Regions from separate parts of the Mus musculus genome. Here all the other regions are linked to region 5. Evidence: chromatin loops called from intact Hi-C (ENCODE). Cell type or tissue: left cerebral cortex. All regions are shown on one strand. Region 1 overlaps Lncenc1 (long non-coding RNA, embryonic stem cells expressed 1). Region 2 overlaps Arhgef28 (Rho guanine nucleotide exchange factor (GEF) 28). Region 3 has its middle 42 kb from the start of 5330416C01Rik. Region 4 overlaps Lncenc1 (long non-coding RNA, embryonic stem cells expressed 1). Region 5 has its middle 9.7 kb from the start of Gm34087. Region 6 overlaps Lncenc1 (long non-coding RNA, embryonic stem cells expressed 1).

Region 1 (4,000 bases), 180 kb before region 5:
TTTAAGGAACATCTTCAGCAATAATTTCTAGCACTTGTGGATTCAAGGGAAAAATGTGCAAAATATCGATTTGTCACAGTTGCATGTCATTGTCACTCAGTCACTCCTAATGGAAGTCAGCTTCAAAATTGTTGGACGTTTCTTGGTGGAAGGTTTTTTTTCTTACTGTTGGTATCAGGACCTCCGAAACCCGTTACATCACATAGGCGGGACACGTAGACCAATTGCCAAGGCAACTGCCACCACATTCCCTGAATCAACTTGGCTCACCTCGCACCTTTACCTGGATTACGTCATCAGCCATATATAAAGAAAGTCGTCCCCCCCCCCCCGCCTCTTCCCCCCCTTTCTCTTTCTGCTTCCACCTTGCCCCTCTCTCTCCCAATAAACCTCTCTCTCCCAATAAACCTCATGTGGAACTGTTTGTCCTGGTGAGGTCCTTCTGAAGCCTTGAGACGTTCAAGATCATAACACTCTCAGATGTTACAAGCATCTTTGCAAGTTGTCTGCAGACTAAAGCATCCTGAACACCTGTCCGCAGATCAAATAGAAAATGCACTGAATTTTAACTGTGAGCTCTGAACTGTATCAGTGTATCAATTTCACTAGTGCTTAGCATAGCCTTGCCCTGTTGTAGATACAGGAAGAGCAAGAGCATGCACGTTGTTTAGTGGGATGGGAGCTAAGCTGTTGTGTCAGGCTTGCATTAACGCCTATATTCAGAGAACAACGAACCACTGTGAGAACACAGTTATGCTGGCTGGGAGACAGTTGCTTCCAGGTCTTGGTTGTAGGCTCTCCTGTCCTTCCGACGGTTCCAGCAAGGTCACCCTAGTTTGGATCTGCTGACAGTAGCAATCATGCTGAAGCTGCAGACCTCTGCAAGTTTACACTGTGACTGGACAATAATGCTTGGAATGTATATTGGGCCTTTCATCTTTGAAGTTCAATGTTCTAACTGTAATCTTTATGACTTCTTGGTGAGGTAGCAACTGGGGGATTGTTTTGATTTGAGGTAGAGGTGTGGACTTGTGGCAGACATCCAGGTTCAAGGGTCTGTTTGGGGTCCCTGCAGGAGTCAAGGCTGAGGTAGGAACAGAGATGGATATTTTGTAGCCCTATGTAGAAAATTTCTTTATTCTCTCTCTCTTTTTTTCAATTCAAAGGCAGTGTGTCACCCTCACCCCCACCCCCAACTCCCTGTAGGAAAGAAATATGTGCAAGGATTCTAGCTCATTCCAAGTATATTAAAAGTCAGAAGTGGAAATCAAATTACAAAGTCTAACTTTTCTAAAGTCTTTTCAAAGTACTTCTAAAGCCTTTGGTCTAAGAGCTGGGCTTAACTTGAAGCTTAGAATATATTCACGATCTCTGCTTTTCCCTCTCCGCCTGGCTGGTCTTACTTCCTTAAGGTAACAACTGCCTGTACTAGAACTCACAGGCTTGTTTTGCCCTGATGATTGCCAGCCGCACCGCACCGAGGCTTTCCAGAGATTACCTCCTCTCAGATCCTAACACAACAACAGCACTTTCAGATTCGAGACTTTATAATTAAGGCATGATGGTTATTTGCAGGACAGTGGAGGATTATCATGCAGATTAGAAACAGGTCTGTATAAATAATAATAAAACCTAAGGGGGTTGTACAGGCACATGAAAGAATCCATGTTAGATAACCAATAATATCTGCCTCCTTGAAAAATCTCATTAGCATTTATCAAGTAGTTAATGGTCTCAAAACACTTGACAGGTAATCCATAGAACATCCTTGGCAGATAATTAAATATTCTGATCTGAACTTGCAGGAGCAGACACACCAAGCATCCGTGAGACTTGACCGGAAGGATAAGACAGGAAGCCGCTGTTGGAGTAGGCAATCAATAACTGCACGTTCCTCAGCTCCTCAGAGACATGGCTGTCCACGCTGTTCTTCAGCGTGACCTTTCAGAGTCACGACGAAAACCCAGTCAAGGAGAAAACTTACTTTTCCTTTAGCAAACTCATATTTGGTTCAATAGAAATGCAGTGAATTTCCATAAAAATGATTCCATGGCTGCTGCCAGGCTTATTTGTAGAGGGTAAGTAGGATGCTACCCACTCACTGGTGAGCTCCGAGGTACAGGAACTTCGGCCCCCTCAGCTTGTGCGTTCTGAGGATTCTTAGGACAGCTGAGTGTATTTGCTGGGGATCTGACAGTGCTAGAGAAGGACTCCTTGTTCCAGCGCCTACAGCAACAGTGCCATTTTGGAAACGCTGTGCTGTACCGTGGTACAGAGAGGAAGTATTACAAACATTATCATGAGACATTCTTTAAGGTGCAATGAACGACTTCTTCCTTTTGTAAACTCACTTAAAGCCCTTCTTTGAGCTCCCTCTCAAATCTTATCTAGTAGTACTTTATATTGATAATGTAGGGCGAGCCAAGAGATTATGTTGGGGGTCTATATCGAGATAATACGTGGTAAGTATATGAAGAGGGCTTTAGATTAGTAACAAGTGAAAAAATTTCAACTTTGGAGAAAAGGTAAAAACAGACTTTTTCTTGTTTCTAGTTTTACTTGAAGATTTCTCACAGTACTAACACACACATACGCGCGCGCACACACACACACACACACACACACACACACACACACACACGCGTGCACACGCACACGCACTCACCTATGTGCGTGTGCAGCTGCTATGGATGGAACGCAGAGTCTTAGGCATGCCAAGCAAGTGCTTACCCCTGAGCCACATCCCCAGCTCCACTTTCAAGAATGGGTCTCACTGTGTCATTTAGACTGGCTTCCAACTGTCAGCCTTCCTGCCTCAGCCCACCAAGTGCTGGGACTATAGGACCAGGACCACCATACCTGGCTCTACTTTATTGTTTTTCTCTCAGTGCAGCTAAAACGTGACACAAAACAACCTCGGAGACAGAATTTTATTAAAAGACGTTAACCTTGACAAGTAAATGTTTCCTTTAACTGTTTCTTCTGGAGGAGCCATTTCCTCCCCCTCCCCAAACTTTCATTTTTTACATCAAAGACAATATGCTCAGTTGGTAATGGCCTAACCAAGTCCCGTGTGTCAGTTGTGCTTTCAACAGCTTTGCGTTGCTAGATACCTGTGAATGAGGGCTGTCTTCATTTTGTAGAGGGTGAAAGTCAGTCGGGTAATACAATAAGAAGGTCATACACTAATCTGTGAGGAAGTCAGGGTCTAAACCAGGGCAATCCAGCTGCAGGCTGTTAACCGATGTTTATAGCAATCGCCAAACAACCCTTTTGATCCTGGGGTGGGGTGGGGTGGGAATGTTGAAGACTTGTCACAGGAGAATAGGCTGTTTTTAGGAAGCTCTTCTCAGTGAGAAAAACCAGCAGAGTTGGCTTTAGTCATAAAATGTTTCCAACGTGACTAGTGACTTACACTTAGAGACAGTGCATTGACTCTGGGTTTACTAAAGGTATACATGATAGAGTATAGGAGCTTTCCTTCCACTGACTTTGATAACAGGAAAGGGAAGACAGGAGAACAGTGGAGAATCGTAAAGGAAAGGAGAGGGGGTAAAGGTGTAGTTTCTAATGGCTTAAGTCCTTCCTGGGCCTGATGCTTTGACTCAGCATAGATAGCATCCAACTACGTTCCTGTGTATATAAATCTACGTGTAGCATTTGTATGAAAGACCCTTTCCAAGGACCACATGCTATACATCCCTCGGGTGATAACAACTGCAGCGTTTGGAGTGAGTGCTGCCCACTGAGAGCCTCCCCGAGTTAACCTCTTAACAAAGTGCAGGGGACAGGATTTTCAAAGGGAAAGAAGCCCTGTGAAGCAGAGGCTGGGAAAGTCTGAAACTGCACCCAGATGGCCTTGCTGTTAGGCCTTATCTCACAGAGCCAGGGATGAAAGGTGAGAGGCCGGTCAACCTCTGTTTATTTCTGCCCTCCTGCTCTGTCTGATGCTTTGACCCCAGAGCTGCTCTTTGTATTCTCTTCCACCTCCTCCCTGCAG
Region 2 (4,000 bases), 290 kb after region 5:
TCATCCTGGCCAGGTTGGTTTGGTTTGGTTTGGTTCTGGGTTAGTGCTGATGCAGTCATTTAGCCAAACCCTCTGCAAAACACTTCTGGAATGTGTCTGAACCATGTCACCAAGTTAAACAATGATCTCACTAACAATCTTGAAAATAACTATCCCAGAAGGAGTCTGTCTGTCTGTCTGTCTGTCTGATGAAATCGATGCTTTATGGTGAGCACACTTTGATCTATAATTTAAAAAAGAAATTGAATTTAATCCTGGCCCCATCCTGTCAGTAGGATAATGAGATAGCTACTGGGTCCTTTAAGTTATGGGAAGAGATTGAATCTGGCATATCTATCTATCTATCCATCCTATCTCCTTATCCAAATGTCTACATCTGTCATCTGACACATATAAAGCGGAAATATTTTAATTTTCTGGCAGGAACATTTGTAAAAGATAATCCTTCTATATTTTACCAAGAATCGTAGAAACTACCACAATGCAGTAACTTCTGTAAACTACTTAGAAATTTGTTATGTGTTTGATTGTTATTATTATAGTGTGTGTGTGTACACCTGACGTCAGGAGGGGAGACGCATGCTGCAGCATGCACGTGTGGAGGTCAGAAGACATTTTGTAGAGTTTTTTTCTTTCCTCCCACCTTTCTGTGTGTTCCTTGGGTTGAACAAAACAAATACTTTTACTCACTGAGTCATCTTGTCCACCCCAATTGCCTACTTTTAATGTGAATTTTCCCAGTAGTGTTTGCTCCCAGCTCAGACAATGGAGATTTCAGGTATTTCCTTCCTGTTCATGAAAGTAACCGACTCAAAGCCAGCACAGAACAGAGCAACTCACAAAAGTCAGTCTGCGTTTTCACAGCGCTTTACCTCAGGCTGAGCATCATCTAAGTTTAAAAAACAAAAGCAGGCTGTGGAAATGGCTCAGTAATTAACAGTATCTGGTGCTCTGTCAGAGCTCTGAAGTTTAGTACCTAGGATCTACACTAGGTGACTCCATGGGCCACACACACACACACACACACACACACACACACACACACACACACACGAGTCTTAGTTAAGGGTTTTAATGTTTGGATGAAACACCATGAACATAAGCAAGCAGGGGAGGAGAGTGTTTATCTTGCTTACACTTGAATACCATAGTCCATCATCAAAGGAAATCAGGACGGAAACTCGGACATGTTAAGAGCCACAAGCAAGTACTGGCACAGAAACCATGGAGAGCTGCTGCTTATTGGCTTACTCCTCCTGGCTTGCTTAGCATGCTTTTTCATAGCACACAGGACCACCAGCCCAGGGATGGTCCCGCCCATATTAGACTGGGCCCTCCTACTTCAGTCACCAACCAAGAAAGTACACTACAGGCTTGTTCACAGTCCAATCTTATGGAGGTGTTTTCTCACATATGAGTCCCTCTTCCCAATGACTCTAACATGTGCCAAGCTGATGTAAAACTAACCCCCACAGATATCCCTACACATAAGTAAATGATAAATCTTTAAAAAAGCAAAAACCCAAATACACAAACATAACTCTGTAGGTAGCTGTAATGGTTTGTGTATGTTCAGCCCAGGGAGTGGCAGGATTAGAAGGTGTGGAGTAGGTTTGTCGCTGTGGGTATGGGTTATAAGACTCTCATTCTAGCTGCCTGGAAGGCAGTATTCTGCTAGCAGCCTTCAGATGAAGATGTAGAACTCTCAGCTCCTCCTGCACTGTGCCTGCCTGGATGCTGCCATGTTACCACCTTGATGATAATGGACTGAACCTCTGAACCTGTAAGCCAGCCCCAAGTAAATGTTGTCCTTATAAGGGTTGCCTTGGTCATGGTGTCTGTTCACAGCAGAAAAACAGCTAACTAAGACATTAGCTGAGTGGAGCACTCTACAAAAAGGCTAAATACTCTTTGGAGGATGACCAAACTCTCATGATGGCTGTGGTTTCAGGTCACAGACCTCAGGAGACATCAATAGGCAAGTTCAATTCCTTATACTGTGACCCCCCATTACTACATGCTTGCTAACGGACCATCATTGGATAAAATGATTACCACACTGTCTTCCTTCCCCGCCAGTCTTCAAGTTGATGGCAAGTAGTTTGCATATGTAAAACAAAAACTGCATTATTTTAGGATTCCCGCTGAACAGGAGCATGAAGAAACTAAAAATAGAGGACAGGCTCCATTTGTAATGATCCTGCCAATCTGGACAAACATATATGACTTTTCGGTAGGCATAAATCCATTCCAAGTCAGACATTCAATCCACTCGTTGGAAGTAAACCAGCTTTGAAAACCTTTAGCTTCTATAAAGGGGGGCTGGGGGGGGCTGGTTTTGAATCAGATGGAATAGGTGCCAGGCTTGCATATTCTTGCTGCAAGAATATTCTAAAGACAGAAACATAAGAACATCTATAAAGACCCACTGTATGTATGCCTCAGGGTTTAGGCTCATAGGATTTTAATATTAAATAGATGCATATTTACCATGCTAAAATTAGGAGGAGAGACCCATCCCAGCTAAGCAGTTAACTATAAGCATCCATCTGAACTGACAAGAAGACAGGCTGAAGATGCCGAACACAGGACCCAAAAGCTTCTGGCAAAGCTATCTGCCGTGAAAGCTGCTTGACTTCTCATCTCACGCTACCCCACATCCTGCCATCTGCAAATGTCATGGATTGCCAGGGTAGCAACATGCATACTTTCTAAGACATCCCTAAAACGTGGTTGCTCGCAATTGGGCATGATTGCCCTGAATCCAGGGAAAAAGCACAAAGCCATTTTCCTGCTATGGATTCTCATAACAAGAACTAAGGACAAATCATTCCAGAGTCACTGGAACGGCAAAACTCAGAATCCACAAGAAAGTACTCAGGCTTCCTATTTTATAAAACCACCTCCTCGTTTGGTGTTTTGCATGAAGAGTCTTAAGCACGCAATTCCTGTTGTTTGTTTCTGGTAGATTTATGAGACTCACGGAGGGCAATGCCCTCGATGCAGCAACACACCATTCTTGCATGATTAATTGATGGCAAATCGCTGCACAGGGTGCCAAGATCACTGGTAGGAAGAAGTCATTAAAGAAAATTAAATCTCTGCCAGTGCTTTGCTTGTAAATGTTTCCTCCAAAGCCTTAGAGCACCAGGTTAGGGAAAGCAAATGCAGCCACACCTCCAAGAAAGCGGAGCCTCCTATGTTTCTTCTGCATGATCCCTGGGGTCTGTAATCAAACCAAGCATCTAGCACGCTATGTTTTAGAAAGGAAATCTGGGCAGAGAGTGATGGGGAAAAGGGGGTATTTATATTTGGGGGTTAAAGAAATGGATCAGTGGATAAAGTGCTTGTTGCTCAAGCATGAGAACAAAATTCAGGTCCCCAAGACCCATATAAAAGCCAGGCATAGTGGTATCTCAGTGTTGTGCTTCTTAGTGGGCAATAGGAGGATGCCCAGAGCTTGCTGGTAAGCTAGCCTAGCTGAAATAATGAGATACTTTACAAATATGATGGGGAGTGAGAGAGGAAGACAACAGACTTCAACCTCTGGCCTCTGTATTTGTGCATACATGTGTGTGCATTGTATATATACAGGCATGTAGGCCACATGAACACACATGCACACATACAAAAAGAAAAAAAGAAAAAATGTTGTTTTAGACTTTGAAAAGCTTTACTGTGTAATTGTACAAAGAAAGACTCAGTGTTCTATCTTACATATTGTGAAACTTTTGGGCACCTACAGTTTTTTCTAGGTAAAATCTTCCAACCAAACATTAACATATCAAATTAAATTGAATTAATACTAACTATATATATATGATATTTGACCCATTATCCAAGGAGGGTGATTTATTATGACAAATTAACATCTGCACAGACTTATTTATCATCTTGTCCAAGGTCTGATCACAGTCATTTCCCCTCCTTAGCCAGAATGTGAAATGTGTTTCAGTCTGGCAAAACAGGGGGTATACTTCTACAGATGACAGCACGCTCA
Region 3 (4,000 bases), 73 kb after region 5:
CCTTTGCCTAATGTTTTAGTTATTCACTTCTTTGTTCTTTATGAAAGTATTTTTGTTGAATTAAAATAATTTTGAAGGTCAACAAGACAGCACTGTGAATAAAAGAACTTGTACCCAAACCTGGTGAGCTGAGTTTGATTCGTGGGACTAGCATAGTGCAAGGAGAAAAGTAACTCTGGCATGTTATCCTCTGACCTTCACGTGTACAGTACATGTGTGCATGCACACCTGTGCACACACATTCAATAAAACAACAACAACAATGATAATAATAATAATAATAAACTGTTTAAAATTTCTGTGAGGAGTCTCAGTATGCACCACAGGCTGATACTAAAGTTGCAATCCTTCTGTTTTAGCTCCCTGAGTACTAGAATTAAAGGAATGTTCCAACAAGTTCTTTGCTATTGATTTGTATAAATCCCTTACATATTGTGAATATATTAACCTCTGATAAGATAAGTAGTCCACAAGTATGTTCTATGTTCCTTCATTTTGTTGATTTCCTGCTGTGTATAGATGTATTTCAGTATCTTAAACATGTCTTTGTGCTTCAAGCAAAATTTTATGCATGTATTTCTAATTCACTTATACTTACCTAACTAAAAGGCTATTTCATAAGAAAATTTTTTGTACATAAAACAGTTTCAATCTCCATTTATGACCTTGTGCACCTTCAACTTAAAGATCTTTCTATACAGAAATCTACATGTGGGTCAAGTTTGAAACAAATAATTCAAGCTGTTTTACAACTTGGTAAGATGAACCTGACCAATTCAGTTTCAAGTGCTGTCCCAGAGTCTACGTGTAACTGCTTATTCTTTTGAGAGATTCTTGTCTTGATCTTAGCTACTTGGATAATTTGAATCAGTGTATGTGTGTATGGAGGTGCAAGCATACATATGTGTGTGTGTGTGTGTGTGTGGGTGTGTGTGTGTGTGTGAAAACCAGAGGACAATCTCAGGTACCACAGGTACTACCCATGCACTTTTTAAGATGGCGTCTTTCATTGCCTGGAGCTTGCTAAGTAGGATAACCTGGTGTGGTGGTTTGAATAAGAATGGCGTCCACAGGTTTGTAGATTTGAATGCCCGGTCATGAGGGAGTGGCATTATTTGAAAGGAGTGAAAGGTGTGGCCTTGTCGGAGGAAGTACATCACTGGGGAGTGAACTTTGAGGTTTCAGAAGCTCAAGCCAAGTCCAGTAGCTCTTTCTCTCATCCTGCTGCCTTCAGATCCAGATGTAGAACTCCAAGCCACCATGTCTGCCTGCATGCCACCATGCTCCTTGCTGTGAGGATAATAGATTAAACCTCTGAAAGTGTAAGCCAGCCCCAATTAAATGCTTTCATTTATAAGAGTTGCCTTCATTGTGGTGTCTCTTCACAGCAATAGAACACAGAGTAAGACAGCTGGTAGACCAGAAAGCCCCAGGGAGCTCCTTTGTCTTCACCTCCCCAGAGCAGAAATTATAAATTTGTACCACCACACCTGGCCTTTCTTATGTGAATTCTGGTAGAGTGAACTCAGGTCCTCACGCTTGAAAGGCAAGCTCTTCATTCACTGAGTTATGACTCCACTCCTTGTATTAATTTTTGATGACATAAAAAATTAATATACATTCAGCACCTTTATTCCCTTGGCAATTAATTTTCTCTCCCATTTCCTTTTGTTCATAAGCCCCCCATGTCCTGACGCTAAGCTTTTTGTTTTCACGACTCAACATTCACCATCCCTCTGTCTTAACCATCTCTCATCAGAGAGCATTTCTTTCCACATGAACTCCCATTGGAAGCTTCTACCTCTAATCCAAGGTAAAGGCTTGCTTTTTTTTTTTTTTCTCAATGTGTGTTTAAAATTATTTCCTAAGTATTTTCTATCCATGGGGAGTTGAGGTATGGGAAAATCTATAAGGGCTGTGTCTTTCTGATGGGTAAGTCACACACCTGTAGCAATCAACCATCCCTGTGGAAAGAGCCAGAATCAGAGAACAGTTTGGACACCTACCCACTGGGCACCAAGTCAGAAGTTCTTTTAGAACTACTGAAAGCCAATGGACTCGGCAGAACACTTTAGTAGAACTGTTCCTGGTTCCTTTCGACTTGATAATGATCAGAAAAATCAATGCACCACTAATAAGAACACGATGACTTTGAAATATGCAAGTATTTTGGCAAGTGTCACTTTTATAAGATAGAAATATATGTGATCTGTTTATTTTAAGTTGTGGCTTGTAATTTAGTGGATATTGGCTATAAATTTATCTAACTTTCTCATACTTTATACCACATTAGTAAAATTCAGTCTCTGGGCTTCTCCAGGCACATAGTGATTTTCCCAAGATGCTTAGCACTTCCCACTCTAGCCTGCTTCTTGGGCTTCGACTGCTGTGGGAGGCTCTACACCCTCACAAAATATGCACAGTCTATGTCTGGTTCCTTCCAGACCTGCCTTTGAGGAAATGAGAAATATGTGAGCCGGGGCGTAGGAACATGAAGTGAAGGTGCTTGCCTGCCTCGGCACACTTCCAAAATGAACACTGTATGAAAGGAGACATGGGACCACAAGGGTAAGCCTCCAAGTAGGGCAGTGATTGGAAGTTAGAACAGAGAGGGGATGAACACCTCTGCGATCTAGCTGGAAGAGTTGTATCAGCAACACTAAATAGGACCATAAGCCTCATTAGTCACCCTAGGAAATGGGGAGGTGCGTTGAGCTTCACAGTTCCAAGCCCACAATTCCTTAACAGGGAAATGGTTTCTCCTGCAATCAATTAATGAAGATTGCTGTTGAACCGATTTTTATAAAAATGACAATACAAATGGAAAAGTGACTTACACTAAGGTAGAAATGATTTTCTTACAGCCATGTTCTTATACTGACCTGCGGTAAACGTGAGAGCAAGCTGTTTATTAAATCATAACTCAGGAAAGATATTTCTTCGGGGAATTTAGCTAACGTGGTCCAGGCCCCAAATCTTTCTGCTGATTTATCTTGACATACAGAGAGCAGAGAGGACCTGGAAGGATGGATAGTCAGCCTGACTCGGAGACCCCCATTCTCAGGAATCCATTGTTTTGGTTGACACTAAGACAGGGGCCACGGACTGGTCCAAGTGTTTGAAAGCAGTGTGAGCTATGGGCTGTGATTTCAGGCAGCAATCCTGTAATCATAGCATGAGATGCTACGGTTTGAATGGATTGTCTATGAGTTACGTGTGATATGGGAATGTGATAACATTAAAAGGTGGTTATGTCATGAAGGTTCCTCCCTCATAAATGGGATTAGGATCCACACTGGGCAGTGCTTGCCAAGTCAGGGTGAGGACTGGAGTTTGGATTCCCAGAACCCCCACAAATGCCAATTGGGCATGGTGTCCTGTCTGTAGGATGTTCAGAGCAAGCTGGCTAGGCAGAGTAGCCATGTTGATGAGCTCTGGGTTAAAGAGGCCCTGCTTTAGTGAAAGAGCGATTGGCCATGATTCCTGACAGCTCCCTCTGGCTTCCACATGATTGTGCTCATTACCACACCTGTGGCATTCTGCCATAGCACACGTATGAGGTAAATAATAAGAGAGCCATTTTTTTCATGTAGGAGGTAGATTCCTGTTCCCCAGTTCAAGGCTATTGAAACATAAACTTTGCCGCAAATCTGGAGTAATGTTAAATCGTCGAAAGTCTGCATTATCCATAGACTGTGACAATCAGATGGTTTACCTCTGATGCATTCAAAGGTGGCATTCTCAGTTGTTGGCCTAATGGCATGGCATCTCAATGACCTGTCTGACCTTCTTATCCACAGAGACAGTAGGCAGTTTCCTTGAGAGAGCCATTCGACATGGTCCCAAGGACCAATTCAAATGTCAAGAAGCTGCCATGTCATCTCCTCTGAAATCATGGCCTAGAAGAAATGGGTTGTATAGACAAAGAGTTTCCTAGTTGTTATTTTAACTCACAGAGATTCTGATCCCTGAGTGGCACTGGGAGACATGAACCTAATAA
Region 4 (4,000 bases), 140 kb before region 5:
TAAGCTGGCTGCTTAGTTTCTCATGTGGCTGAGTTGATTTTCTCGATCAGGCTAATTTAGACAAATTTTCCCGAAGCCGAGGGTAGACAGGGTTAAGATTAAAAATGGTTCTGACTTTTGACAACTGAAGGCCAAGAACCTGCCAGCCTCTTACAGCATGGGAAGCTTTAAAAAGCTGAGGAACAGGCCTGAGGTCATGTTTGGGTCAAAGACAGGAAGGACTGAGGGTAAAGTATTTTACCTTTCTATCTGGTACTTAATATGCCTCCTAATTGCAGGACATTCCTTAGGCATCGCCACACACGTAATTTCTGCTAATTGGCTTATGTAACACATGCATGATTATTGCTTTTCAATGGAAGCAACTCTGTGCATTTCCTGTGCTTCTTTCCCTAGTTCCGTACTCTGTGGGTGGTTTGGCCCCGGGTTTGGTGTTCCCTAGACCTTTCGATTCTGATTTTTAACTCCAAACATTTCTCCAAATTCTACGCAGTGTCAATGGAAAACAATTAGATAACGCAATCAACAGGCTGGAGAGAAGAAGTTTGGTTTGGAGTGAGAATCTCTGTGCAGTTAGCAAAATACAGTTACACTAATTTATATTGCTTGTATTCCATCTGCTTTCTGGTTTAAAACGTCTTGGATTGCCTCAGACTCTGTATATGTAATATTTTCCATTTACAAAAATGTCCTGCATCACCCATCAGCGCCCCCCCCCCGCTCTTTCTTTCTTTCTTTCTTTCTTTCTTTCTTTCTTTCTTTCTTTCTTTCTTTCTTTCTTTCTTTCTTTCTTTTTAAAGAGAGCTTTTGAAAACTGATACTGGCTAGTCTGTGATTTGGTTCTTGATCTTATAGGTAGAGCCTAACAAGATCATCGAGGGGGACTTTGAGGACTGAGATGTCTGTGTTGTGGACTCAGTGCAAATTCTACCCCAAAAGCCAGGAGCTTAGAGCCGCTGAGCTTTGCAGCAGCGCTCACGTTATTATCCAGAAAATTCCTCCTGCGCCTCTGTCTTTCTACCACCGACCCCTGGTTATGCTTTAATGCAAGCTGCCTACATGCCTTCATGGAACTGCTAATTGCTTTGGAGCCATAGAAGCATGGATGTTTATAAACTTTTTTTTCTTCCTTACTTGGGTTACAAAAGGATGGCGTAGGAATGGATGAAAATTGATGATTACAGGAAAATGTCATGCAAGCAACGGAAGTCTCTGGGATTCCCGGAGGCGAGGGGAATGGATGTAGAGAGTGGATGTAGGGGTGAAGGTGGGGGTTCTGTCTGAGGACATGGCACTTCAGGGGGTGGTTGTGGAGGTGGGACTGGGGGTGGTGGAGGTGAGAAAGTGGAGGCTCTCTCAGAGGACTTGGCTCTCTCAGTCTGCTTGTTTTCTTGCCAGCAGCTGGACAGTTCGCTTTTGTTGACAGTATTGGGAAAAGAAGGGAAGAATGCCACAGAGGCAGGAAGGGGGCTCATCGATTCCAGCTTCACTGCCTGGATTTTCACGGGATAAATAGGACTGTTTGGAAGGCTAATTTACAGGCCCTTTTTATGGTAATAAACATTGTTTAGAAGACAACTGAAAGTTCTTCGTCTTAAGACATGAGAAAGAATTCCTGTCTTGCCTCTTGGAACACAGCACTATTTATTTAGTTTACACTTTACCCTGCAAAACTGTCTTCTATGAACACGATGATGTCTTACATTTGCATGCTACTTTCTAGCTGAATTTCATGGGCGTTATTTCTCTGTTGAAGAGCATCTTTATGTTATTGGTGCAGGTGTAGGAATGAAGAGAAAAGCAATTTATATGGGAAACACGTCAAGATGGAGGACCTAGGGCCAGGTAAAAGGCTTGTGGCTATAAATAGCACCTGTCAGTTTAAGATACTCCTGACTTGCCTAGGAGATTTTCTGGACAAACCTCCTAGAAAGGAGCCTGCATGTGTTTTGTTGGAGAAGTCTCATCTTCTAGAAGCAGCACTTGTCCCAGAAATGCTCTACTGCTTCAAAGCTGCTTGAAGCCATGCCTAAGGTGTCGGCAAAGTGCCATGCACACGCCCTGGCTGGGCTCTACGGAAAGACCATCCAGTCATTACTATCGTCTCTTTGCCAGCTTAGCCTAGGGAAGGGCTCAAAGATAGATATTACTTCCAAATAGCAGCTTGGCTCTATTTTGGGGACTTTCAGTATTTCTATATTACCGGCTGACATTCTGAAAGAGTCAGAGACAGACAGGTTTGATGAGCCATGGAAAACATAAAGAACCTCAGGTTTGGTGTCTGTGTAGGGATGTCACTTTCCCTGTGTTTGACTACAGTGTGGAGCTCAATGTGGGGTTGCTGCTTCTCCAGCCTCTTAGGAAAGGTGACACTCCTTGAATGTGTAGGGTCAACGCTATCCTTACTTGAGCTTGACATATTCATGATTTTGTTGTGCCTTCCTGGTCAATTGCCAGAGTTTAATAGAATGCCCTAGAACTGACACTCCTTCTTCAATTGTAATGGGTAATACTGATTTCCTACTTTCCAAGCTCTCGGATCGCTTAGGAGACAAACCTTTGGCATATCTGTGAGGCATTTTTCTAGTCTGCATTAATGGAGGTGGAAACACCCACTTCCAATGTGGGCAGCGCCATCCACGGGGAAGCGGAACACGAGCACTCACCTCTCTGTTTCTCGACTTCGGATGAGATGTGACTCATGCGGCCGACGGGGCGGAGTAGGATGGTGTGACATTCTGTGATGCTACTCAAAATGATACATATCTTAAAACTTGAGAACTACTTATTTATAGAACCTTTCGTTTAAACATCTGAGAGGGTAGTTAGTCCCAGGTGAGGCGGCCTGTCAGAATGGAGAGCTCAGACGAGAAGGGGAACTACCTGGTATGAGTGTCAGGTCTGGAGGACTCAACCCTCATGAATGGAATTAATGTCTATTTGGATAACTGACAGATTCCTGCCTTCCGGAATAAAATGCACATTGCTTTGGGGAAAGTTTCAGGTTCATAAGTTCTTCATCCAGGGTCCTTTCAGTAGATAGGTGAGGGATTATCTGGAACAGGCAAGGGCCCTTAATGTCATTGTGCGTCATCATGCCAGTGTCTCTAAAACCTTACCTCTTAACCTCTCCTCATCTTTTACCAGTTGCTGGTCCTGTGATCCTCCTGGGACAGTAAAGCCACACAGGGCAGCAAGAGCAGCCTTTCTGTTGCCGGAGATATTCTGTGGGTATTGATTCGGCTCCCTCTGACTTACTTACAATGAGCTCCCAACACAATCGAAGTGATGTATAAAACCGTGAGGCTGGAGCTTCGGCCAAGCAGAGGCAGTATGCAATACATAAAAGCTGGAAGCCCCCCTTCCCCCCCCCCCCCCCCGCCGCGCTTCTGTGACACTTCCAGCTGGAAGATGAATCGGAGCCACACATTCCAGCTCTGCTTGGGTAGCACGGAAATATGCAAGCTGCAATCATCTAGGTATGCTCACTACAGCTAAAGTGGTGCTGTGGTGCCAGTGCCACGTGCCGCGAAGGCTGCCAGCGAGCATTTTTTCCAAGGACCGATTATTGGGAAATTCAGCCTTTCCTCCTCTCGCTCCCCAACCATTCATGGAAAGGTTGCCATGTGCCAGGAAGCCCGACTATTTCAGTCAGTCATGAAGCCATCTAAGCACAGGTGTTGGAAGAGGTCAGCCTTTGAGCCGTGATTTAATACTTAAAGGTTTGTGGATAGTACCTTTTACATTAGTTGCCTAAGTGTTAGAAGGGTCCCTAGTGTGGGGTGAACACGTCCTCATAGTTAAATCGGGAGGCTTTCTCTTAAAAGTGCTCAGTGTGGACCAAAAGTTACATAAGCGCTTTGCCTTAAAGGCTATCCAGTTGGTCTTTCACTTTAGTTCAGGCTTAAAGAACAAAAATAGCTTTCTGGTTTTGTCTCCTTCTGGACGAGTGGCCATCTGTTTACCGTTTAATATCACCAGCTCATGACTTTTCAAGGAA
Region 5 (4,000 bases):
TGCAGGTCAAATTGTGTAATAGTGTGAGTGTGAGCCACTCACGGAATAAACGTGGGATCCCAGCATTTGGAAGAGTTGATTAGGAGGAGCTTGATTTCTAGGTCAGCCTACCTGTACCTCCCATTGAAAAATATTTAGCATATTTCTTACTTGTACAAATTTAACCAATACCGTAAAAATAAATCATAGATACTAATATATAATGTAGATTGTTAGGTTACAATCTATGGCATTATATTTATGCACAATATAAATATAAAATAAAAAGCAAAATCCCTCTTCAATAAATGACTTTCTGAAGGGCAAGGAAATCTAGCCACCTTTTACCTTCCGTGAACACAACCCAGTGTGGCTGAATTCACATGAATGCACTTACCATCTGAACCATCGAAGAACAGTCTACAGAAGTGGTTCTCAGCCTTCCTAGTGCTGCGACCCTTTAATACAGTTCCTCAGGTTGTGGTTGACCCCCAACCATAAAATCATTTTCATTGCTACTTCATAACCACAATTTTGCTACTGCTATGAATTGTAACACAAGTATCTGTCGTGCAGAGTATCTGATGTGTGACCCCTGTCGGGTTGAGACCTACAGGTTGGTCTATGGTCTTCATTTATGAATAAGTACTAATCAGAAAACCACACAGTCATAGAAGAGACAGTGTGCTGCTGTGAGCTATCCCAGCACAGAAGCACGGAGAAGCCCAGCTGGTCAGACTCAGAAGCAAACAATTCTTCCCAACTCCAGTACAGCCCTTCCCTGAGTGGAAGGATGATGATGTAATGATTGGGATGCTGGAGAGCAGGGTAGCTTGGTGAAGTATTGAAGGTCAGACCAAGGGGTGCTGATAAAGTGGACACTAGGAGGGAAAAATCTATTCGTCTAGGGCGATGGCACTAAGACTCAATCAAATGGCACTTAGATTCCACCTGAGAGTGGATTTTTTTTTTTCAAAGCCCTAACGGAACCAGTGCTTTCTCTATCAGCAAGTAATGGGAGCAAGCTTCTCTTCTTTCTCGTCCATCCCCCTGCCTTTGCATGTTTAGAATCCAGGAGGATCAGAGCCTGCCAGGTGACTTTCCCCTACGTATCACCATCCTCTGTGCAAAGCATTTGAAGCTGGCTGAGAAATGGCTATCCACACAGGTCATACCTCGTGTGGAAATCTGCCGATACCAAAGAGGGGAACTTGTGTCTCATGGAAGAGACATGAGCATCCTGCCCCTGTTGCTGTCCCCTGGTCCCTGAGTGCATGCCCAGGACACAGTCAGTTTCTCTAGGCTCTAGTCTCCTTGAATAGGAAACAAGAATAGAAGTCCATTCTTGTGTAGTATTGGGGCGGGGGGGGGGGGGAATCATCCCAGATGTTTCTAGTTCATTATTCATTGCCAGATTTCAAAGAACAAGAACATAGAGGAGTTTGCAAGAGTTTTGAAAACACTCCATGTCTGGGGAAAAAAAAAACCCAACCCAAAACCACAGATCATTTCATTGTGTTCTGCTGGAGCGAGAGGACGGGCGGTTTTCACTCATAGCATCGAGAACCTGCAGTTCCTGCTTTAGCTGAGCTGTCAAGTTATTTTCAGGAATCAGCTAGCCGCGTTTTAAGGTAGATGCATGTAAACTATAATATGACCATGTGAGGACAGGGAGTCTCCCAGACCTGTCCCCGGCTCTGTGTCTGCATAGATCTGACATATGCTTAACTCCTGCTGCTTCTCTTCCCGACTCGACCATCACCCACTAATCTGGTGTGTGATGAGGACCATGAACTTGGAGGAAGAAGCCTCTGCAAGTCCTCTGCCTTCGATGTCTATTTTTTTTTCTATCTACAGTAAGGGATGAGGTTTTAACACCTATCTCAGAACCGTGGGAGGACGAATGAAATCACACATATGATGTTCTCCTACTTTGCCAGGCAGCAAGGAAATGGTTTTTAAGTGTCGAGTTGTGGAATCTGTTTCCCATACCAGAAGACTCCGGGCATCCATTCCTCTGTGGCTTGCAATGCTGAGGCTATTCATCTTTGCTTTCTTGACATCTTTCTGTCTCTCTGTGCGTTATTCCCTTGGGTGAGGCTCATCAGTACCCCCCCGCACACACACAAACACACACATACACACACAAATACCCCACATGCACACCCCCCCACATGTACACACACACCCCACATGCACACACACATGCATGCACACACACACACACACACACATGCATGCACACACACACACACACACACACACACACACACACACACACACATACCACATGCACATACATACACACACACACACAGACTGCACATGACAAAACAATAGGAAAAAGCTAAAGGTGAAGTGTGTGTGTGTGTGTGTGTGTGTGTGTGTGCGCGCGCGCGCGTGCAGGTATGTATGCCTGTGAATCTGGAAACCAGAGGTCAACCTTAGATGTTGTTCACCAGGACATTGGCTGTCTTGATTTTTGAAACAGGATCTCTCACAAAGACTTGAGGTTTGCTGAGTCTGGCTAGCCAGTGAGCTTTCCCCAGCACCAGAATCCCAAGCCCAAACCATCATAGTTAGCTTTTGTATGGGTGCTGGGGATCAAATTAGATCCTCATGCTTGTATGGCAATCCCTTTAGTAACCGAGCCATTTCCCAATCCCGTGTGTGTTATTTTTGTGCACAAAAATATTGTGCACACCAGACTCCGCGTAGAACATGACATAAGGTAGAATAAACTTTATTTAAGCATCAGAGAGCAGAAATTTTGATGGGGATCAAACCTGAAGTTCACGAAGGGAGAAGTTCCTTAAGTATGCAGCGCTTCCTCTTACTGTGTTTGGAAGAGGCGGTATGATCCTGTTTCTCCTTTGCTGCCCTCTTTGAGCTCACTTCTCTTTGTCCTCACTTCTGCCTATTGTGATTGTTCTCGGTTGTGTTCTGGACCCCAACAAGATACTGCTGGCTTATCATTTAGCACCCATAAGCTATTTACATATGACACACGCTGTATGTATGCTCTGTGCTCCAGTTCCTCATCTTAGTAGACTACAGGAGTCCATGCCAGTCCCTGGAAATATTGACCTTGGTCTACAGCTCGACAATGAGTTAGTGACACAAGATGTTTGCCAGTGTCTTGAATAAAAAGGGACCCAGGGCAGCTCCCGGCTTAAACTTTCCATCCTGTGTAAAGAGCATGGGTCTCATTGCTTGCTCCGAATTAAACTAGCCCAGTGCTTAAATATTCATGCTTTGCTTATTTCGGGATATTTAATTTATTATGTATCACTTTTCTGGGGTTTTATATAAACTTGCCTGAGGACTTTTTTCCCCCAGTTTGAGTGCTGGCAGAATGTTCCCTTTTCTTTGGCAGTGTGTTGACGAGTTAAAGAAAGTCTGCTTAGCTGGGAAGATGATTTTCTTTTTACAGATTGCCCTTGCACCTTAATAAAAATGATAGTGGAGTCATTACCACCAGAATTAATTAGTCTTTAATGATCATTAGTGTGGTGTCCAATGTGAGGTTCCATTAAAACATCTGCTTAGTGTATTCCCAAGGCTGGAAGCTGTTCTGGGCTGCAGGATCAATTGAGGATGGCGAGAGTGAGGGAGAGGCAGATTTCTTCCTTTCTGTCCATCTCCCACTGAGAAAGACACTCTTGTCTCCCCCATCTCTCATATCCTCACCCACCGTCTCTGCCCTGTGAACTCATGGTGGGGTAGCCTAGAGAGATGACTGCTCCTTAGAGCAGGGGATCACATCTCCTTCTTCGGCTTCCCTTTTGCCTGACTTAGGCATGTGTGAATTCTGGCTGAGTCTGGGTCTGGTCTGGGGCAAGGGGCTGGGTCTGGGTCTGGATCTGGGGCGGGGCTAGGTCTGGGCCTGGGTCTTGGTCTGCATCTGAGGATGGAGCTGAGGCAGAGTTGGTGAAGGCTCAAAACTCCAGGGTAGCACAGACTATTTCTCCCCATATTTAAGATAAAGGAACCATTGATTAGAAGTCAAGAGACTCTCTGC
Region 6 (4,000 bases), 190 kb before region 5:
ACACAAAGAACTCTGATCTGAACTCCGGAGGCCACTGTACCTTGGGGTAAAGGACCTTCTAGGTTCCAACTAGGGTGGTGAACCCCAGAGAAGAACCTAGACTTTTGACATATGAATGTTTTAGGTTTAAATTTTGTGTAGATATGCATGTGAGTGTGGTATATATGTGTTAGATATTGACTTCTGAGTGTGCTTATGTGTGTACGCGCAGAGGCCTGAGGAAGATGTTGGATGGATGCTCAGTCCTGTTGATCTCCCTTGAGGTCTCTCATGGAACCTTGAGACAGACTTGCATCCTGCAAGTCTCTTTCATCCCTCTGTCTCCACACCCCTCAGCACTGAGGTTACCGTGGTGTGGGGTCAAGCTCAGCTTTTTGTTAGGGTGCGGGCATCCTACCCAGGTCCCTCACACTTGTGACGCTGCCACTCCTACCCACTGAGCTATCTCCCTCATCACATCTCCTTTTAGATCCAAATAAGCACTTTCCAACAGTAATTCTCAGTTCTTTCCTGTATGTAGCTTGCATAGTGAAGTTGGCTAATGTGAATTTCATAAGTTCGTGAAAATCTGTGTCAGCCAAGGGACCCACTAGTATCTACTGAGAGGCAAGAGGGGCCAGAATATGAGAAAAATCTATACACAGGAAGTCCGAGGGGGGGGGGAGGATGCAGACATTGCAAAGAGAATAGGTTTTGCAGAAGATGGCTGACACATTTGACTTTATTCATGATAGTTTTACCATGTAAACTAGATGATTTTTGGCAAGGGTTTGAATGGAGTGCAATTTATTCCATTTTTTTTCTTTACACACACACACACACACACACACACACACACACACACACTGAAGGAAAAAGCAACAGTGTTTTCAGAAGAACAGCATGAGTTATTCACTTAGAGAATGTTTAGTCTTGCAAGGAGTTGACACGATAGAGTACTGTCCCTGACACCTCTGTCTCTCACTACCACCCCAAAGATCTCCAGGCCCTGTCACGTTACAGCGCACAGAGACTGCATAGCTGTGACTAGTACAAGAATCTTGAAGACAGAGTTTGTTTTCTGGATGGGCCAATGCACTCTCAGAAGAGGAAGGTAGGAGTGTTAGGTCAGGAGGGAGGCAGAAAGCTGGGTCAGGGCATGTGCATACAGAAGCAGAAATCAGCGTGATGCCAATCCTGGAAGCAAGCTGGGAGCAAAAGAAACCAAAGGAGCCAGGCATCCAGCAACCGGAGAGGGCAGGAACTGGAGAGTCTCTGCAGAAGCCTCTAGAAGAAATGCAGTGCTGTACTGACACCCAACTTTAGCCCTTAGTACCCACTCTGGCCATCTGACTTCCACTTTGTTAAAGTTACATTGTTTCAAGCTATTACGGTCTGAGTTCCTTGTTACATCAGCAAGAGGAAACTAATAATAAACCTAGTGAGTGGTTGGATCGCTTGGAGTTTATATTGTTTCTGCATTCTAGACCTGCTCTTAAGTGTCCTATGTGATAATTCACTTCACATGTTCTTCTTTTGTAAGCCGTACCTCTCTATGTGTGCTCTATGTGTGTGTGTGTCTGTCTGTCTGTGTGGTAGTGCTAGGAGGTCCTGAAGATGGAACCCAGGGTCTTGAAAGCTCCACCCTGTCCCACTCTTGCTTTTACACGCCCATCTCTATTAGCGGAGAGCCCCCAGGGGAAGAACAGCCTTATTCTAGCTCCGTGTCTCTGCGTGGGCGCCGTGCTCCGTGTGGGGGCCTTGCACATTTGCTGAGTAAGCGACTCAAGAAAAGTGCCTGGGAGACAGGTTTCAAGTGGATTCATTGTGACTGTCCTCTCTGGTTTGGTTAGATGGGGGGGGGGGTGTCACTCTTCAATTTGAAGATAACAACCTTAGAAGAAAGGCCCAGCCTTGCCCCAGCCTTCACACTGTGTGTGCCTCTGGAATGACTCTTCTTTTTGGATGCAGTCTGCCCTGGGAGCTGTGGGCTGAGTTCCTGTGAGATTTGTTGTCTCTGCTGGATTCCATACCAACAGAAGCTGGGTTCTTGAGAGAACTGCTTCTTTTTTTTTTCTTTTTTCGTTCTTGCTAGAGTTCCTGTGGAATCTAGAGAGTGTAGTGTGAACTTAGAATTACGGCTTTTCTATGTCAGCAGTTCTTGGGGTGGGGGGTCCTCTGCCTCAGGGTGCTGAAGAAAGTCTCTTTGTCACCTGTCACAATACTACCTCCCTCTACCTGAGAACTGATTTCTTTGTTTCTCTTCTCCCCCCTTCTCTATATATGGAACTTTCCTTTCCCCAGCATTGGGGCATAACATGCCCCTCCCCCACCCAGCTTCCACCCCCTGCTTCTGTTTCCCTCTAACCCAGCTTGCCGGGTCTTTGTCTGCTGCTGGTGACAAGCAGTTCAGGAGTTCACAGCACACATTCTCATGGTGAAGACAACTTCCTTTTCAAAGAGGTCCCTGGGCATTTCTAAAATGAAGCCCTAGAGGAAGAGGAGGAGGCTGTGCCGCCCGCCGGCTCTGCCTCTGTCACTGCACAGATCCCCCACATTGTCGTTAACCGAATAGAGGAGGAAGTGGGCATCTAGCACAGGAAGCTAGGAAGAGGAGGAGGATGTGCGCCGGCTCTGCCTTTGTCGCTGCACAGATCCCCGCATTGTGCTAGCTTCCTGTGTGAGATGCTCACCTCCTCTACCAGGTTAGCGACAGCTCTCTCTAAAACACATGTTGGGCTGAAAGACTGGTTTTCCCTGACAGATGAAGGAATTTCCATAAAGATAATTAAAATAATGTGAAAGGCATATATGGCCCACACACCTGAAACCAGGGACTTGGCAGATTTTCCTACACCACATACACAGGGGCATTAGTGACTAAGGTAAGAACAACCCAAGTGTCCACCAGCAGAGTAGATAATGTTTGAATGCATAAACAAATGTGGCATTTGCATACAATGGGACATTAACCTTAGAAAAGGGTGATATTCTGATATCTGATGCAGGCTACAACATGAGTCACCCTTGAATACATTTTGCAGAGTGAAGTAAGCCAGATACAGAAAGATAAGTACTGTGCTGTTCCGCCTCTGTGGGAGAACTGAAAACTCACAGAACTGTGGTCACCAGAGGCCTGGGGAGAGGGGCCATGGAGTTACAGTCTAAGGGGTCAGCTGTTCAAGGAGGTGGATGCACACTAACATGCATCGGTTTAATCACTAGGTACTCATCATCAAGTCTTTTTGTTTTTGTTTTGTTTTGTTTTGTTTTGTTTTGTTTTGTTTTTGTTTTGTTTTTTCGAGACAGGGTTTCTCTGTATAGCCCTGGCTGTCCTGGAACTCACACACTCTGTAGACCAGGCTGACCTCGAACTCAGAAATCTACCTGCCTCTGCCTCCCAAGTGCTGGAATTCAAGGCGTGCACCACCACTACCCGGCGTCATCCAGTCTCAATGAAACTGACCAGTGCACTTGGTGTGGTGACACTTGGTGTGGTGACACTTGGTGTGGTGACACTTGGTGTGGTGACACTGGTAGAGCTTACCTTGGCCGTCCTTTTACCACAATAGAAAATGGGAACAACGAGGAATATGGGCATTATAATTTTGCTGTTTCTTCATTATTTATTTTTCTTTTTTGGCCAAGGCTGCAAGTAGAAGGTTCAAACGATGTACAAATAGTTGGAGATTTACCAACCAACATCGCTGCTGTTTGTGTATCATCTATGCTGTGATGTGAATAACACTTATTCAAACACCAATGAGAATACATTTTCCTCCTAAGTAATTTTTTTCCCTGTGACTTTTGTACACCAATCTAGGAAAGAAAACATATCTATTGAGACAAATACATGCTTTCAAAGGTCACCAAAATAAACTTGGTGACTGTGGCAACCCTTGGAACTGGGCAGAGGAACCTGCATTTTGCAATGCTTGCGCACACACTGAATGATACTACTTGTCCTGGGTTCCCTGACTTCATACAGGAAATATGTGACCTCCGGGTCCTCAGGCTCTCT

What was found. Hi-C counts contacts between places; a loop is a spot of excess contacts. Peaks named below come from ENCODE experiments on the same cell type or tissue, not always from the same donor. Only the 100,000 strongest peaks of a DNase experiment are listed, where the experiment ranks them.
Region 1: a loop joins it to region 5, with 2.7 times the contacts of the local background. A loop is called at or near these places in 2 of 42 quality-filtered maps.
Region 2: a loop joins it to region 5, with 2.4 times the contacts of the local background. A loop is called at or near these places in 2 of 42 quality-filtered maps.
Region 3: a loop joins it to region 5, with 6 times the contacts of the local background. A loop is called at or near these places in 2 of 42 quality-filtered maps.
Region 4: a loop joins it to region 5, with 6 times the contacts of the local background. A loop is called at or near these places in 3 of 42 quality-filtered maps.
Region 6: a loop joins it to region 5, with 2.6 times the contacts of the local background. A loop is called at or near these places in 2 of 42 quality-filtered maps.

Annotation. Positions count from the first base shown.
Region 1 is chr13:97,449,341-97,453,340 of GRCm38, forward strand. The region is part of intron 1 of Lncenc1 (long non-coding RNA, embryonic stem cells expressed 1); the gene reads left to right. Among named protein-coding and RNA genes, the nearest start is that of Lncenc1, 16 kb to the left of the region's middle. In left cerebral cortex, no CTCF peak of the experiment used is centred here; a DNase peak (open chromatin) is centred at 2,126; H3K27ac peaks cover 1,679 bases.
Region 2 is chr13:97,915,666-97,919,665 of GRCm38, forward strand. All of the region lies in intron 35 of Arhgef28 (Rho guanine nucleotide exchange factor (GEF) 28), which reads right to left. Among named protein-coding and RNA genes, the nearest start is that of Gm34388, 24 kb to the left of the region's middle. In left cerebral cortex, no CTCF peak of the experiment used is centred here; DNase peaks (open chromatin) are centred at 2,163 and 2,669; H3K27ac peaks cover 1,542 bases.
Region 3 is chr13:97,703,643-97,707,642 of GRCm38, forward strand. No RefSeq gene overlaps it. Among named protein-coding and RNA genes, the nearest start is that of 5330416C01Rik, 42 kb to the right of the region's middle. In left cerebral cortex, no CTCF peak of the experiment used is centred here; a DNase peak (open chromatin) is centred at 2,455; H3K27ac peaks cover 678 bases.
Region 4 is chr13:97,490,009-97,494,008 of GRCm38, forward strand. The region is part of intron 1 of Lncenc1 (long non-coding RNA, embryonic stem cells expressed 1); the gene reads left to right. Among named protein-coding and RNA genes, the nearest start is that of Gm41030, 35 kb to the right of the region's middle. In left cerebral cortex, no CTCF peak of the experiment used is centred here; DNase peaks (open chromatin) are centred at 2,118, 2,690, 3,537 and 3,821; H3K27ac peaks cover 2,744 bases.
Region 5 is chr13:97,630,423-97,634,422 of GRCm38, forward strand. No RefSeq gene overlaps it. Among named protein-coding and RNA genes, the nearest start is that of Gm34087, 9.7 kb to the left of the region's middle. In left cerebral cortex, no CTCF peak of the experiment used is centred here; DNase peaks (open chromatin) are centred at 1,610, 1,847, 2,626 and 3,298; H3K27ac peaks cover 3,710 bases.
Region 6 is chr13:97,440,020-97,444,019 of GRCm38, forward strand. All of the region lies in intron 1 of Lncenc1 (long non-coding RNA, embryonic stem cells expressed 1), which reads left to right. Among named protein-coding and RNA genes, the nearest start is that of Lncenc1, 7.0 kb to the left of the region's middle. In left cerebral cortex, a CTCF peak has its summit at 2,489; DNase peaks (open chromatin) are centred at 1,106, 1,322, 1,969 and 2,552; H3K27ac peaks cover 2,225 bases.